Linked DNA regions of Homo sapiens: region 1 is linked to region 2. Evidence: chromatin loops called from intact Hi-C (ENCODE). Cell type or tissue: B cell. All regions are shown on one strand.

Region 1 (8,000 bases), 180 kb before region 2:
ATAAAACACTTGATTAGGACTTAAAAGATCTGGGTACTAATTATAATTTTGTGACTTAGGTAGTCATTGAAAATTTGTATGCTTTAGTTTCTTTATCTGCAAAAATGTTATGAACATAAAACAGTTAAGTATATGATCACTTTGAAAAGGTGAAAAGCACTACTGTGCTTCATTATTGATCACTCTCTTCTTTCTCTCATACCATGAAATGTGCCCATTCATGGCAGAAAATTCTCTTTTAAAATTCAAGTGCTCACATTTTTCTGTTTTTGACAAAACTATCATTTATTTATGTATAACAAGTAGTTATAAATAATATGTTTTGTGAAAAGGCTATAAATCTGTTTCAATGTGTTAAATCTTACGTATGGAGCTGTATAACCTTGGGAAGTTTTTATCAATAAATTAAGTTTTCTGTGTGATCTTTAGTTCATTTTCTTAACAGTACCAAATCAATAAGGAAGAAAAGTCTAATTCCATAAATGGTGTTGGCATAATTGGTAAGCTTTTGGGAAGAAAACTTAATTTTGATCATCACTTCATAGTACTTACCAAAACAAATTCCAGTTTAGTTAAAGATATTTAAATGTTTTTTTGAAAATCAGCCAGCCTGTTTTTTGAAAAATTAGATTACTGGCTATCCTGGCTAGGAAGGACTTTCCAAATTTAAAGTGTTAGGAAAAATCACATTAAAATAAGGATAGACTTTATTAAGTATATTTAATTTCTGCATTTCCAAAAGGCAAAGAAGAAAAGTTTGCAGAAAATATGGCAAAGAATTAATGTTTTTTTAAATGCTAAAATTGATAAATAGAAAAACCTGTTAAACCTCAGTAGATAAATGGGCAGAAGGTATGGACAGACAGATAGAATAAGAGATCACCAGTAAATAAAATGATAAAATATCTGGCCCTGCTAATAATTTTAAAAATGCAAACCAAACAGTAGTGAATGACTATATTTGTCCTATTAAATTAGCAAAAGCATTTTTTTTTCCCCTAGAGACAGGTTCTCGCTCTGTCACTCAGGCTGGGTTGCAGTGTCATGATCGTAGCTCACTGTAGCCTCAAACTTGGGGGCTCACATGATCCTCCTGCCTTGGCCCCCTAACAGTAGCTAGGACTACAGGTATGTGCCACCATGTCTGGCTAATTTTTTTTTTTTTTGTAGGGGCAGGTTTCTCCACCTCAGACTCCTAAAGTACTGGTATTACAGGCATGAATCACCATGCCAGCCAGGAATTTTAAATAGTTGTACCGATTAAGAGTAAACTTTGCACTCTCATGAATTGTTTTGTGAGTATAAATTTAGCTCTTTAGGAAAGCTATCTGGGAATATTAATCAAAGGTCTAAAAAATATGTATAGTTTTAATAATCTGAGGGCATATGATAGTCAATATTTAGTAATAATAAAATGCCAGACTTATTCAGTGCTTACTATTTGTATTCTTCTGAGTCTGTACATGTATAAACTCACTTAATTCTATAACAGCTTTATTAGGTAATATTTAGAAAAGGAAACCGAGGTATAAGGAGGTTAAGAAACTTGCCCAGGGTCACACAGCTAGTTAGTAGTAGAATCAGAACTTGATCCCTGGCAGTCCTCAGAACTTAGGCTCCAAAAATTTAATAGTATTTTTATAGAGAGAATATTTATTATGGAGTATATTGGAAGTTTAAGCACTAATGATCTAGCTTTTTAGTTGCTTCTTCAAGAAATAGTAAAAATGATAGTGAACACTTAGTGAGAGCTTACTATGTACCTGACAAGCACTTTCCATTTCTTAACTTATTTAATACTCTAAAATAACCCTAGGAGGAAGATACTATGATTAGCACCATTTTGTAGGTAAAAGCTCTAGAAAGATTTGATAACTTGCCCAAAATTACCCAGTAGAGCCTGCATTTTAAACCCAAAATCTGTCCACTTAACTAATAAGTTGTAAAAAGCCTGATAGTCTGTCTCCTAACCAGTATGCTGAACTGACTTTATAAAAGTAGTAATTCTTTGGATTTGTTTTCTCGAAATTGAGCTTCATTGGGAAATTAAAAACAGAAACTTTTCTTTTTTTGTATAAGCATTTAACACATAGGAAGCAGAACACTGGAACAAGCTAAAAGAAGTTTTAAAATGTTTTCCCCCAGGATCTCATTGCTAATTAACTCATGTCTTCTTCCAAACATCTAGTGCCCTTCGCAGTCTTACAAGTTGTCAAAAATAAAAGTATCATGAATCAAACAACAAATCTATGTTATATCTACAGTGAATGCTGTCCTTCTGACAATTGAGTTAATCAGGTCTCCCTGGCTAGTTTTAAAACTACCGCTTACAGCTATACAGGACTCCTTGTCTTTATGCTGCTTCCTGGGCCTGTATGCCCACTTCATTTACCTAACTCCTTTCTCATTGTTTAAAATTCAGTTTAGATGTTACTACTACCAAGAAGCCCTCCTTCATAAAACTCACCCTTTCTACTTGATTTGAATCCAGTCTACTCTTGTCGTTCCCTATGATTACCTCATAACATTAGTGCATTTTTTTCTTACCTGTTTCCTGCCTCTGTACCCCAGCATCTAACAAAGCGCATATCATTCAGTGTGTTTTTTAAATTGATGTGGGGAGAGAGGGTATAGGGGAATACAAATTTCTGCATAGTAAAAAGCACTGGGAACAAAGTCTAAAGACTGACAGGCCATAGAAAAATGTACTCATGTCACAAATGACTAGTTTCTTAACATACAGTAGTCCCCCTTTATCTGGAGAGGACACATTCCAAGAACCCCAGTGGATGCCTAAAACTACAGATAGTACCAAGCCCTATATACTGTTTTTTCCTATACATATATACCTATGATAAAGTTTAATTTATAAATTAGGCACAATAAAAGATTAACAACACTAATTAATAAAATAGAACATTATAACAATGAACTCTAATAAAAGTTATGTAAATGTGTGCTCTTTCCCCACCCCACCCCCCAAAAAAATCTTATTCTACTTTTTACTCACCTATTTTCAGACCGCTATTGACAGTGGCTAACTGTAAGCATGGAAAATGAAACCATGGATGAGGGGGGACTACTGTATAAAGCTGTATATAGCTCTTACAAATCAATAAGAAAGGCCAATAACCCAATAGGAAAATGAGCAAAAGGAAAACAGATCATTTGTAGAAAGGGAGAAATGTCTCAAACATTATAAAAAAGATGAGTCAGCCCCAATAGTAATAAGATGAATGCGAATTACAGAAATACTGTTTTTAACCTTTCAGGTTAGGTAAGACCAAAAAGTTGATGCAGTAGGGAAACAGACACAATGCTAATGGGATTATAAATTGGTAGATCCTTTTGAGTTGCTTGATGTTCTTCCAGAATTACAAGTACATATATATTCTATAACAGTTCCATTTCCAGGAATTTATCCTACAAATATACTAAAATGATTATTTACAGCATACACATTATTGCATTGTTTGTAAAAGAAAAAAATGGAGATACTCTGAGTGTACATCAATAGGGGGCAGACTAAATGAATTTTATTTATCCATTCAATTAGGTCCTCTGTAGTCATTAAAAAGAATGAGACAGCTCTGTGTTATAGGGTGAGCTTCCAGATATAATGTTAAGTGAAACAGCAAGGTGCAAAACAATGTGTATAGAATGATACCACTTGTGTTGGGAAGAAGAAGAAACTGCACTTGGGTATATGCTTTGTATATCAGCAGACTATTTCTGGGAAGATATCAGAGAACACAACAGTGATTATCTCTGGGAAGAAGCACTGATTGGTCATGGCAGGCTGGGGAACAAGTGTAGTAGAAGGGCATATTTTTTCACTGTCTACTCTTTAATCTTTTAATTTGTAATCTTGTGTGTACTACCTATGTATAAAAATAATTTGTAAAAGAATGAAAAGAATTACAAAGTAAAATATGAATTGTTTTGACAATCACAAAAAGCAAGTCACCAGCAATGAGCAAAATAAGGAAAGAACTCATTAATATTCATTGAATTTTTTTATTTTTTTTATTTTTATTTTTTTTTTTTGAGGCAGAGTCTCGCGCTGTCGCCCAGGCTGGATGGAGTGCAGGGCGCGATCTCGGCTCACTGCAAGCTCCGCCTCCTGCGTTCACGCCATTCTCCCGCCTCAGCCTCACGCGTAGCTGGGACTACAAGTGCTCGCCACCATGCCCAGCTAATTTTTTGTATTTTTAGTAGAGACAGGGTTTTACCGTGTATTGCATGTTTTTTATGTGCTAGATGCTTTACATATAATTACTTCATGTAATCTTCGTAAATCCTCTGAGAAATACCTAGTTTTAGCTGTATCGTACAAAGAGATTGATGGAGCCTTAGAAATGTTAGCATTCGGCTAATAAGGAAGCAAGGGTTTATTTGAAATCAGATCTTTTCTGTTTCCATAGTTGGGTTTTTTTCCCACCAAACCATCTGGCTTCCAATTAGTGACCATCTTTTATTAGTGAAAGTAAGTATAAGTGTACTTTAATAGTGAGCAGCAGTTACCAAAAATGTCCACAAGATGGAAATGTTAGACACAAGCAGATATTTTTCTTTGTAAAACATCATGCTACATATCCAAGTGGCATATTTAAATAGATGTGTCCTGTTTTGCAGTAACATTTCTTTAGTACTTTGTTATAGATAGATAGTTTCAGATATCACTTAATGTTTCTCTTTTCTCATAACAATAGTTGATAGGGCTTTTTCTGTACCAGGCAGTATTCTGGGTACTTTACATAAATTAATTCATTAAGTCTTCTCAACAGGCTGGGTGTGGTGGCTCACACCTGTAATCCCAGCTGCTTGGGAAGCTGAGGTGGGATAATCACTTGAACCCGGGAGTGAGAGTTTGCAGTGAGCCAAGATCACACCACTGCACTCCAGCCTGGGTGACAGAGTAAGATCCTGTCTCAAAAGTTTTCTCAACAAATAATATTATGAAGTATTTGCCATTATCATTTCTGTTTCATAAGTGAGGAACATAGGTGAAATAGCTTACAGTGTCACAGCTAGTAAGTGGCAGAGCTGGGATTCAAATTTTAGCAGTTATTGCCACCTATTTGAAAAAAAGATATTGGCTTGTATTGATAGTGTGATTTTGTTTATAAGTTTCACCTGGGCCGGGCCTGGTGGCTTATGCCTGTAATCCCCGCACTTTGGGAGGCTAAGGAGGGCGGATTGCCTGAGCTCAGGAGTTCGCAGTCAGCCTGGGCAACACGGTGAAACCCCGTCTCTACTAAAATACAAAAAATTAGCCGGGCATGGCAGCATGCACCTGTAGTCCCAACTACTCAGGAGGTTGAGGCAGGAGAATTGCTTGAACCTGGGAGGCATAGGTTGCAGTGAGCTGAGATCATGCCACTGCTCTCCAGCCTGGGCGACAAGAGCGAGACTCCATCTCAAAAAAAAAAAAAAAAAGTTTCACCTGTATATAAATTTAAGAATACTTGTAGTTAACGCTTCCCCCCCACCCCCACCCATTAAGACAGAGTCTCACTCTGTCGACCAGGCTGGAGTGCACTAGCGTCATCTCAGCTCACTGCAACCTCTGCCTCCCAAGTTCAAGTGATTCTCATGCCTCAGCCACCAGAGTAGCTGGGATTACAGGTGTGCACCACCACGCCCTGCTAATTTTGTATTTTTGATAGAGACGAGGTTTTGCTATGTTGGCCAGGTTGGTCTCGAACTCCTGACCTCAAGTGATCCACCTGCCTTAGCCTCCCAAAGTGCTGGGATTACAGACATAAGCCACTGCGCCCAGTCACCTCTCATTAGCTGATGTATCTTGGGTTTGTGTGCCCCCTTATTTCAATCTTAATATGTGTATGGAAAAAAGGACATTATGTCTTAAAATTTTAACTGTGAGTTGGTGACCAGAATTTTATTTTTAGTTGTAGGAAACATCTTAGATCCTCTCTTGGGAATTCAGACATTCTTCCCCTCCCCCAACCTGCACCCATGTTTAATGTTGTAATTCTTAAGTTATCCACATTTCATCATGGAAACATTGTCGTCAGGAAATGCCATATTTATTACCCTGTCATATATCTTAAACATGTGAGAAAAATACTTTAGTAAAAGTATTTGTTTTCTTTAGTTGCAGAGCTTGAAGTGAAAACCAGAGAAAAATTAGAAGCTGCTAAGAAAAAAACAAGCTTTGAGATTGCAGAGCTTAAGGAGAGATTAAAAGCAAGTCGTGAAACTATAAATTGTTTAAAAAATGAAATCAGAAAACTTGAAGAAGATGACCAAGCAAAAGACATATAAACAGTTCTCATGAGAACTTGGTAGTAAGCTAAACTGAAAATAAGGTGGGCTTCACTGGAGAAATGGACTTACTGCAAATGCTGTGATGTTTCTTAGAGGAACTTCATATACAGCTGTTGACCATGAATTTCTTAGCAATAGGAATTTGTACTATTTAAGCAATCTTTAATGGAAAATATGTGTGTAAGAATGGATGCTATATAGGTATTTTACCAACCCATTTTAAGAAAATTCTATGATATTAAGCACAGTTTTTAAAAATGTTTATTGTAGTATATGTATAGCTTATTACCCTTTTGACAGGCATCAAAATTTCATTATAAAGTATTACTTGTACAAATTTTGTACTTCTTTAGTGGCTAGAATTAGTGAAGAAACTTAATGTGTATATTTAATTTCTTCAAGTTCTTACCTGCCCCCATCCTTTTTTGTATATGATGTGTCCAGTAAGTATTCAATAAATGTAGTTTACAGATCCTATTTCTCCCTCCTGATGTGTTTCTTCCTCTTTGAAGACTTTCTGGAACTCCCTCAATACAGTTAAAGTATCTTTATAGTATTGTGACATCACATCTCTTATTGGCACTCATTGTCGCATGTAGAAGCTCTTTGATGGTAAAGATTATATCTTAAGTTTTGTTCTGCCTATATCATAGTGTCATTATTCTTCACATACAAATATATTAATTCTTAGGGGCCAGGCATGGCGGCTTACGCCTGTAATACCAGCACTTTGGGAGTCCAAGGCAGGTGGATCACCTGAAGTCAGGAGTTCAAGACTGGCCTGGCCAACATGGTAAAACCCCATCTCTACTAAAAATACAAAAATTAGCCAGGCATGGTGGCACATGCCTGTAATCCCAGCTACTTGGGAAGCTGAGGCAGGAGAATTGCTTGAACCCAGGAGGCAGAGGTTGCAATGAGCTGAGATCACGCCACTGCACTCCAGCCTGGGCGGCAGAATGAGACTTCATCTCAAAAAAAAAAAAAAAATTAAATCTTTCATAGAGACATATGGGAAGCAGCTGCAGCTGTGCATTAGCTTCATGCACTACTCCTACCCTCTCCTCTTTAGCCTCTTCTGTTCAAATCCACACAGCAAGTCCTCTACTTTTAGACTCATCTACTTTTAACATTCATTAATACCTAATCTTTAAAGGTATGTTGGCTGAACCATCTTGGCAACCTAGGAACAAAAATACTTTTTTATCTGTCTGCCCTGATGGATTGGTTACTTTTTACTTTGTGGCTTTATTTTTTAAAGTTGTGACTTTTGCAATTATTATGGAGGATGTACAAAGGCCTCTGTGGTCTGAAATTTCGGCCAGAGCCCTCTGGGGCTTGATGGTGGTACTTTCAATTGTGCCAGGCATCATTCATTTTCTCTGCACCTTTTATCCCCATGCCTACCTGCCAGGCTTATCATGATAAGATTTCCCAAGTATCGCATAGGGCCTGGGGATAGATCAGGAAAATAACATGAGGGAAAAGCCCCATTCTACTTGAGGAGTTGGCACAGGCAATCATTATTCTAGTCAGCTGCCCACGAATGTATTGGTTCAAATGTATTGGTTCATAAAACTAAAGTCCATGTAGGTAGGTCTGACTTCATGCATGCATACAAGGGTTCAAAATATGTGGTCATGGCTCAATCTTACTCTCTATTGGCTCTTATTTCTTTGTTGGCTTTAATCTTGGTAGGATTTCACTGT
Region 2 (8,000 bases):
ACAAATATGTACTTTCAAGAAGACTTTTAAAAAATGTCTCTATCAATTATCCCTTTACTTAAAATTTCTTATATTACTCATCCTATAATTTATTAATATTAAACATTTACTATTTTTTAAAAAATTAAATGTTTATAGAATATGTGCCATGTCTGAGGCAGGAGAATCTCTTGAACCTGGGGGGCGGATATTGCAGTGAGCCGAGATCACGCCATAGCACTCCAGCCTGAGCAACAAGAGCGAAATTCCGTCTTGGGGGATTTAAAAAAAAAAAGAATATGTGCCATGTAAGTTGGTATGCTTAGTGCCCTGGAAAATGAACAAGACAAGATTTCCTGTCTTTAAAGAGATCACAGCAAAGTGGATGGTGCAGAAAGATAAACATTGCAGTAGAGTACGATAAAGGCCACAATAGAGTTATGCCATTCTATTGTGGGAACACTAGAGGCAGGCTATCTTCGAGTTAACTGGAAGATCAAGTCTCAAATCTAGGGAACATGTCCCTAGCTTGTTCAGGCTGCTTTATGGTTGGGCCCCATTTGTCTTCCAGTCTACCCTGTAGTCCAGTCATACTGAACGCCTCACTTTCTCCTGAATGTGGTGTGACACTTCATGACTTTTGTCTGTCTCAGGTGCTTATTTCTCTTTATTTTGCTTAGCATGTTGTTTCTGCTCTTCTTTTAAATCCCAGCTCAATTAGTGCTTCCTGTCCTGCCTAACCCAGAAAGTTAGTTGTTCCCTTTCATGTGCCCACAGTACTCTGCTCATATCCTAATATAAGGTTTATCGCAGTGCATTATCTATTTACATCTCTCTCTCTCTCTTTCTCTCTCTCCCCCTTGATACTCACAGCTCTTCAAAGACAAAGATGGTGACTTATGTGTCCTTGTACTATGATACTTAGCTGGCATATTAGTTAAAGCAAAAATACCAAATATCATGAGTCTTAATTAACTTTACTATTATATGTTATCATATACACTCTTGGTTTATACGCTAGTACACTTTTTCATTTTCTTAATACTTATACCTGCTAGGGATCCTTCACATTTGTTTAATACAGTCCATTTAAATCACAGGTCCTATAGCACCTTCTGTATGCTAGGTATCGTGTTAGGTACTAGGAATGTAAAAATGAGTAAGGTTCATCCTTGCTGACAAGGGGCTCACAATGGAGGAGAAAAGACAGATAAACAGATACCTGCCACAATTTCTACTCAGTACAAAGTGTGATAGATGCTATGATACTAGGAAGCCCAGGGTGCTTTGGGTTAGCATATGCATGACGGTCATACATAATAGTATAACTTGCCTAGTTGCTTGGAGTCAGGGAAAGCATCCTAGAGGAACTGCACTTTGAGTTGAATCTTGAGAAAGGAAAGAAGCAGAAAGGGAGCAGCTTGGAAGGATGTGAGAGACCAGGATGCTCTGGGGAAACTGCAGCTTGTTTATTCTGACAGGACTAAGAATAGGGCTTGAAACAGAAAGCAGGGAGAGTCTAGACTGGATCTGTTAGACAGGGATTACATTGTATCTGATCGGATCTATCATACTGAAGAGTTTATACTGTTAAACTGAAGATAGTGGAGAGCCACTGAATAATTTTCAACAAGCTTCAATCAAATTTATGTTTGTAATGTTTTGTAGCTTCTGTGCTTCCTTCCCTCCTCCTTTTTCATATATTGTCATATTCTATCTGATTATTTCCCTTGTTTGTAAGTGATGCTTTGGAGTTTTCTTTGTCTGCTCAGTTGGAGTGTTCTTAAACACTCAATGTCAGGTATATAACCACTTACCTCTAACCTTCTATGGGAAAGGAGTATTAAATAGACATGCTATATCAGTTTTGCCAGTATTCTGTGTGTTACTTTACTGCTTAATTTTGAGTTGTCTTTCTCTCTTACCAATGCGCTATTCGAAATTTGATTTTGTTTTAATTACCAATGAACTCTTGTCTTGTGGAGACATAAAAGATACTACAATGAGTAACAACAGTCAAAATACCTGCCAAGCCAGAAGTTCACCATCCCTTTGGTGATTTTTTATTTAAAGAACAAGCCAGGTCTGGTAGTCCTGTAGTCCCAGCTACTCAGGAGGCTGAGGCAGGAGGATCACTTGAGCCCAGGAGTTTGAGCCCAGCCTTGGGCAACATAATGTCTGCCTGCCTGCCTGCCTGCCTGCCTGTCTCTGTGTCTCTGGCTGTCTCTCTCTCTCTCTCTCTGTCTCTCTCTCTCTGTCCCTCTCTGTCTCTCTCTCTCTCTTTAAAGAAGGACATGAAATTCCTGATAAGCCACAAAGGGTTAATTTCATTATTAACTCTTGAACAAAAATTAATTATTTAGGTAATATTATATATGAGACCTTAAGTTGGTTTTTTTTTTAGATGATTTTAGAATAGGTGACCTTTGCAAATTTAACTAGAAATTTGAGATTTGTTTGACATTATTAATGCCTCACAAAATTTATTCTCATTATTACTGAGTAAAATCAACTAGCTAGTTGTATAAAATCTAGCTGCAGCCATATACCTTGTTGGACTTAATTTTCTGCATCAGAATAATGTTTGTGTTAGATGATTTCTAAAGTCTTTTTCTGTTTACAGTTTTTGTATCCTTCATCTAATAAATTTTTCCAAATTATTTTTCATGTAGTGCACACATGGTCTTCTGAAGAAGCCATGGGTAGCTGTTGTAGCTGTCCAGATAAAGACACTGTCCCAGATAACCATCGGAACAAGTTTAAGGTCAGTAAAACTGGTTGAGTTATATATCTTACTGCCTAGTTGGGTGTTCTTCTTTTATTTCACTTAACATATCTTATTTCTGGCTTTTATCACCAAACCTTTCTATTTCCCTTTCTTTCCACCCTGTCTTTCTTGATTTAATAAATGATGACAACATTTTCTTACAGTATGGAATTTTTTTTAGTTTTCCTTCGGTCCTCTGTATCTAATTAGCCATACCGTTCTGGTAATACTGTTTTTAAAATGCCATTTTACGGGGTGCCTTTTCAATCTCATCACTATCTGTCTTTCAGTTATTATTTTCATGTGTGCCTGTGTGATTTCTTAACTGGACTCTACCTCAAGTCACCCTCTGATTCATCCTGTAGTCACCATCAAATTAATCTTCTTCTCTCATCATTCACTAACCTCTTTGCTAAAATTGTGTGGTGTTATTTTACCTGTAGGCTAAATGCTGCTATAGCTGTTTTGTGTCTGATAATTTGACCTCGATCTGTTACAAAGAATAGCCTTGATCACACAAACCTAGGTGTAAGTCTGTCACTTTATAAGCTTTGTGACCTTGGGCAGGTTACGTTATTACTGAGTCTTAATTCCATTTTTGTACAGTGTAGTCTAGGATTGTTATGAGGGTTAAATACATGTAAAGCTCTTTTCCTACTCCCAGGGGAATAGTAACTTCTCCCTAAATGTTACCTACTGCTCTTAGTCTTTGGATGTTTTCTGAAGCTCAGCAGTACAAAGCCTTTCCTCATATGAACTCTGTGCCAATCTATTTTGGTGTCTTTGAAAGGTACTTTTTTTGTTCTGCTTTAACATTGTGTCTTTATGATGTCCCTTTATCTCCTGACCCACTAGATTTCCCCTCTGATTTTATTTTCTGCGTAAATTTATTTATACTAGCGGTCCAGCTAAAGGCCCTCCTCCTCTTAAATGAAGGTGTCTCAACAACCTTAGACCACACTTCCTGCCTTCTGCAGCCTCTGTTGCATTCCTTTGTCAATTAATCATACACTTTTGTGGTATTGACTTTGTGTTTCTACATTTTGTTTCCCCAGTGGGAATGTAAATTTCTTACAGATCTGAACTGGGTGTTACACGGCTACGTAGTCCATGCCTGATACACACATTGGTTGATGAATGAACTAACAAATTACAAATAACTAATTAGCAACAATGCATTTTCCTGACGAATTGGTGACATATTTGCATGACTGTCACCTTCTTTTTTTAGGTCATTAATGTGGATGATGATGGGAATGAGTTAGGTTCTGGCATAATGGAACTTACAGACACAGAACTGATTTTATACACCCGCAAACGTGACTCAGTAAAATGGCACTACCTCTGCCTGCGACGCTATGGCTATGACTCGAATCTCTTTTCTTTTGAAAGTGGTCGAAGGTGTCAAACTGGACAAGGTAGAACCTTTGTTTTTTTTCCCAAATATTGTATTTGAAATTGTTTTTTCAGCTATTCTGTATACAAAGATTAAATTAATATTTTTCTTCTGAAAAAAATCCCAAAATAAACAGATTGTTAAGGAAAGATATAGTATACTGTGTATTAATTTATCAACTGTTTATTAAGCACATTGTCTATGTGAGAAATTTTGGCTCATGTCAACTTTAAGATTTTTCAGTAAATGATTGGGTCAGCTAAATTGACTAAGTGTCTTTATCATTGATTTTTTTACTACCTACTACTTGAATGGCCTTGACAAGTTACAGGACTTCCATTGAATGTTAAATTTCTTCTCTATAAAAGGGAAATGGTAATACCTATCTTTTAATTATTGTAATAATTAAACAAGATAACAATTGGAAAACACCTAGGGACTTTCCAAGGGGCCTGTTACATGGCAAATGATCACCTTGGAATAGTGAGTTGGGCTCCCCCTGCTGTTAAGAAACAGACTAGCGTAAGTGCGCAGGTCTTGATTTCATTAGCTTTATTTTGGGCCATCTCCCTTAGATGAATGAAAATTATTCTGTGAACTTTTGGCGGGGGTTTGTTTTGAAACAGAGAATAATCATTAATTTATCAGATATTTATTTAAAAGGGATTTCTGACTCGGTGCGTAGAATGCTTACTTTACAATTCTGCTGTTTGTCAAGTGTTCCTATAGTTTTTTTTAAAGGTATGTTAACTATTTTTCCCTTTTGGTTTATATTTGTAGGAATCTTTGCCTTTAAGTGTGCCCGTGCAGAAGAATTATTTAACATGTTGCAAGAGATTATGCAAAATAATAGTATAAATGTGGTGGAAGAGCCAGTTGTAGAAAGAAATAATCATCAGACAGAATTGGAAGTCCCTAGAACACCTCGAACACCTACAAGTAAGTACCCCTTTTCCCTTTCACATTTTGAATAACAGACGTTTAGTTGTAAGCTATAGATTGTGGGTATTTAATCAATAACACACTAGAAATCACCACTGGATAACAGAAGTATAATGGTTGTCAGTTTTTAAAAACAGCTGTAGGCCGGGCGCAGTGGCTCACGCCTGTAATCCCAGCACTTTGGGAGGCTGAGGCGGGCAGATCACTAGGTCAGGAGATCGAGACCATCTTGGCTAACACTGTGAACCTCCATCTCTACTAAAAAAATACAAAAAAATTAGCCGGGCGTGGTGGTGGGCACCTGTAATCCCAGCTACTCGGGAGGCTGAGGCAGGAGAATAGCATGAACCCGGGAGGTGGAGCTTGCAGTGAACTGAGATCATGCCACTGCATTCCAGCCTGGGCGACATAGCAAGACTCCGTCTCAAAAACAAAACAAAACAAAACAGAACAAAAAAACACAGCCGTAGTTCTAAGTACTTCAAATATTTAAAAAATGAAAACATTCAGTATTTCATATTAGGTAAAATATGGAGTTGGGGGTAATACTATTTGTGCTCTGATTTCTGCTGTCTTGGCAGAAAGACCTCCTATAATCCTCAGTACAGATTCGATTCTTACTCATTTTTATTCTCTCTGCCCCGCCCCCCTTTTCCTTAAACCAATAAACAAAAACTCAGCTCCAGGATTTGCTGCTCAGAACTTACCTAATGGATATCCCCGATATCCCTCATTTGGAGATGCTTCATCCCATCCGTCAAGCAGACATCCTTCTGTGGGAAGTGCTCGCCTGCCTTCAGTAGGGGAAGAATCTACACATCCTTTGCTTGTGGCTGAGGAACAAGTAAGCATGTGCTACTGTGTAACAGCAATAATGATTGTTCAGAGTTAGGGTATCACTGTGCTAATACTGGAAGATTTTATTCAGCTTGAAGTTTAACTTTATCTGTTTGTAAATTACTTTTGTAGTGAACAATCAGAGGAGATAGCATATATTTGCTGGTTTATGCTCAAATATATGCGGGTATTCAGGGGAACTTACCATTACAGTAGCTTGTGGGTTCACAGAAGAGGTACATCTATAGATTAAGAAAGGCATAACTAATGGTCAGTTCCCATTATAAGAATGTCCAATGGATTAAGAGTTTATGCTGCTTTTCATATTTTAGCCATTATAGTCAGTGAACTACGAGTAGGAAGGTAGATTTTGCTGTTAATGTTATGGAGTTATTTAGTGTTCCCGAGTATGCTAGTTTTCATGTGTGGAATGAAGTATCTGGTTGGAACCTCTGTATTAATTAGTTATACTTATGTTTTGTAAACCATATGTCACATTAAAAAGTTTTTAGTGTTTTTAAAATCAGTTTCTTTGTGTTCTTTACATAATGAGTTGTTATATTATTTACTGTAATTACATGAGTCTTGGTCTGTCGCCCAGGCTGGAGTGCAGTGGCATGATCTCAGCTCACTGCAACCTCCACCTCCCGGGTTCAAGCAGCTCTCCTGCCTCAGCCTCCCAGGTAGCTGGGATTACAGGCGCAGGCCACCACATCCAGCTAATTGTTTCATATTTTTAGTAGAGACCGGGTTTCACCATGTTGGCCAGGCTGGTTTTGAACTCCTGACCTCAAGTGATCTGCCTGCCCCGGCCTCCCAAAGTGTTGGGATTACAGGCGTGAGCCACTGTGCCCGACCCTTGTAAATATTTTTATATTATCTCCCCAAAATACTATTAAGCTTTTCTAAATAGTGATAATTTCTTACTTGGTGGCATTTATTTTATATATATGCATTTTACAGAACTCTTATTAAATCTAGTGGAGTTAATCTTCTTATACATTCAGATCATCAGTAAATAAGGATAAACTTATCTCTTTTCAAAGTCGTTATTTATTTCTGGATCATGTTTTAATGCTTTGAGAACCTCTAAAACAGCAGCAAAATGATAATCCCTATTTTGTTCCTGATTTTTATTTTTTACATAATATTTATCATGTTTAACAATCAAATATAATGTTGCATGTTATTTTATTTTATTTTTTGAGATGGAGCCTCACTCTGTTGCCCAGGCTGATAATGTAATGGTGTAATCTCGGCTCACTGCAACCTCTGCCTCCCGGGTTCAAATGATTCATGTGCCTCAGCCTCCAGAGTAGCTAGGATTACAGGCGCTCACCACCATGCCCAGCTAATTTTTGTATTTTTAGTAGGGACGGGGTTTCACCATGTTGGCCAGGATGGTCTCGAACTCCTACCCTCAAGTGATCCACCCGCTTCAGTGTCCCAGAGTGCTGGGATTACAGGCATGGGCCACTGCGCCCAGCCTGCGTGTTATTTTGAAGTCGTTATTCTTTTATCAAATTAGGAAGACATTTCTACATTTCTCCTTCTCTTTCCACCTTTTTATTAATAAAAAAACAGGTGCAAAAGTTTTGAAGTAAGAGTACATTTGGAGAGAAAGTTAATACAGTTAACTGTTGTCAATAAAATTAACTGATGTGGTCAGGCTTTTTTTCAGTTTTGTTTTTTTAAGTAAGTTAACTAATTCACTTTCTGTTTTGTTTTAGGTACATACCTATGTCAACACTACAGGTGTGCAAGAAGAGCGGAAAAACCGCACAAGTGTGCATGTTCCATTGGAGGCGAGGGTTTCTAACGCTGAAAGCAGCACACCAAAAGAAGAACCAAGTAGTATTGAGGACAGGGATCCTCAGATTCTTCTTGAACCTGAAGGAGTCAAATTTGTTTTAGGGCCAACCCCTGTTCAAAAGCAGTTAATGGAAAAAGAGAAACTGGAGCAACTTGGAAGAGATCAAGTTAGTGGAAGTGGAGCAAATAACACAGAATGGGACACTGGCTATGACAGTGATGAACGAAGAGATGCACCCTCTGTTAACAAACTGGTGTATGAAAATA

Evidence for each region. Peaks named below come from ENCODE experiments on the same cell type or tissue, not always from the same donor. Only the 100,000 strongest peaks of a DNase experiment are listed, where the experiment ranks them.
Region 1: it touches region 2 in a loop (16-fold over the local background); 45 of 110 quality-filtered maps call a loop at or near these places.

The regions. Positions count from the first base shown.
Region 1 is chr12:69,384,029-69,392,028 of GRCh38, forward strand. It overlaps YEATS4 (YEATS domain containing 4), which reads left to right. Exons shown (of 7, transcript NM_006530.4): 7 at 6,119-6,842. The coding sequence ends at 6,288. Among named protein-coding and RNA genes, the nearest start is that of YEATS4, 28 kb to the left of the region's middle. In B cell, CTCF peaks have their summits at 4,587 (motif pointing right) and 4,793; a DNase peak (open chromatin) is centred at 4,533.
Region 2 is chr12:69,566,354-69,574,353 of GRCh38, forward strand. It overlaps FRS2 (fibroblast growth factor receptor substrate 2), which reads left to right. Exons shown (of 9, transcript NM_001278356.2): 5 at 2,652-2,743; 6 at 3,978-4,164; 7 at 4,923-5,081; 8 at 5,765-5,928; 9 at 7,652-8,000. The coding sequence starts at 2,678. Among named protein-coding and RNA genes, the nearest start is that of MIR3913-2, 14 kb to the right of the region's middle. In B cell, CTCF peaks have their summits at 4,660 (motif pointing left) and 4,860; a DNase peak (open chromatin) is centred at 4,638; H3K27ac peaks cover 4,149 bases.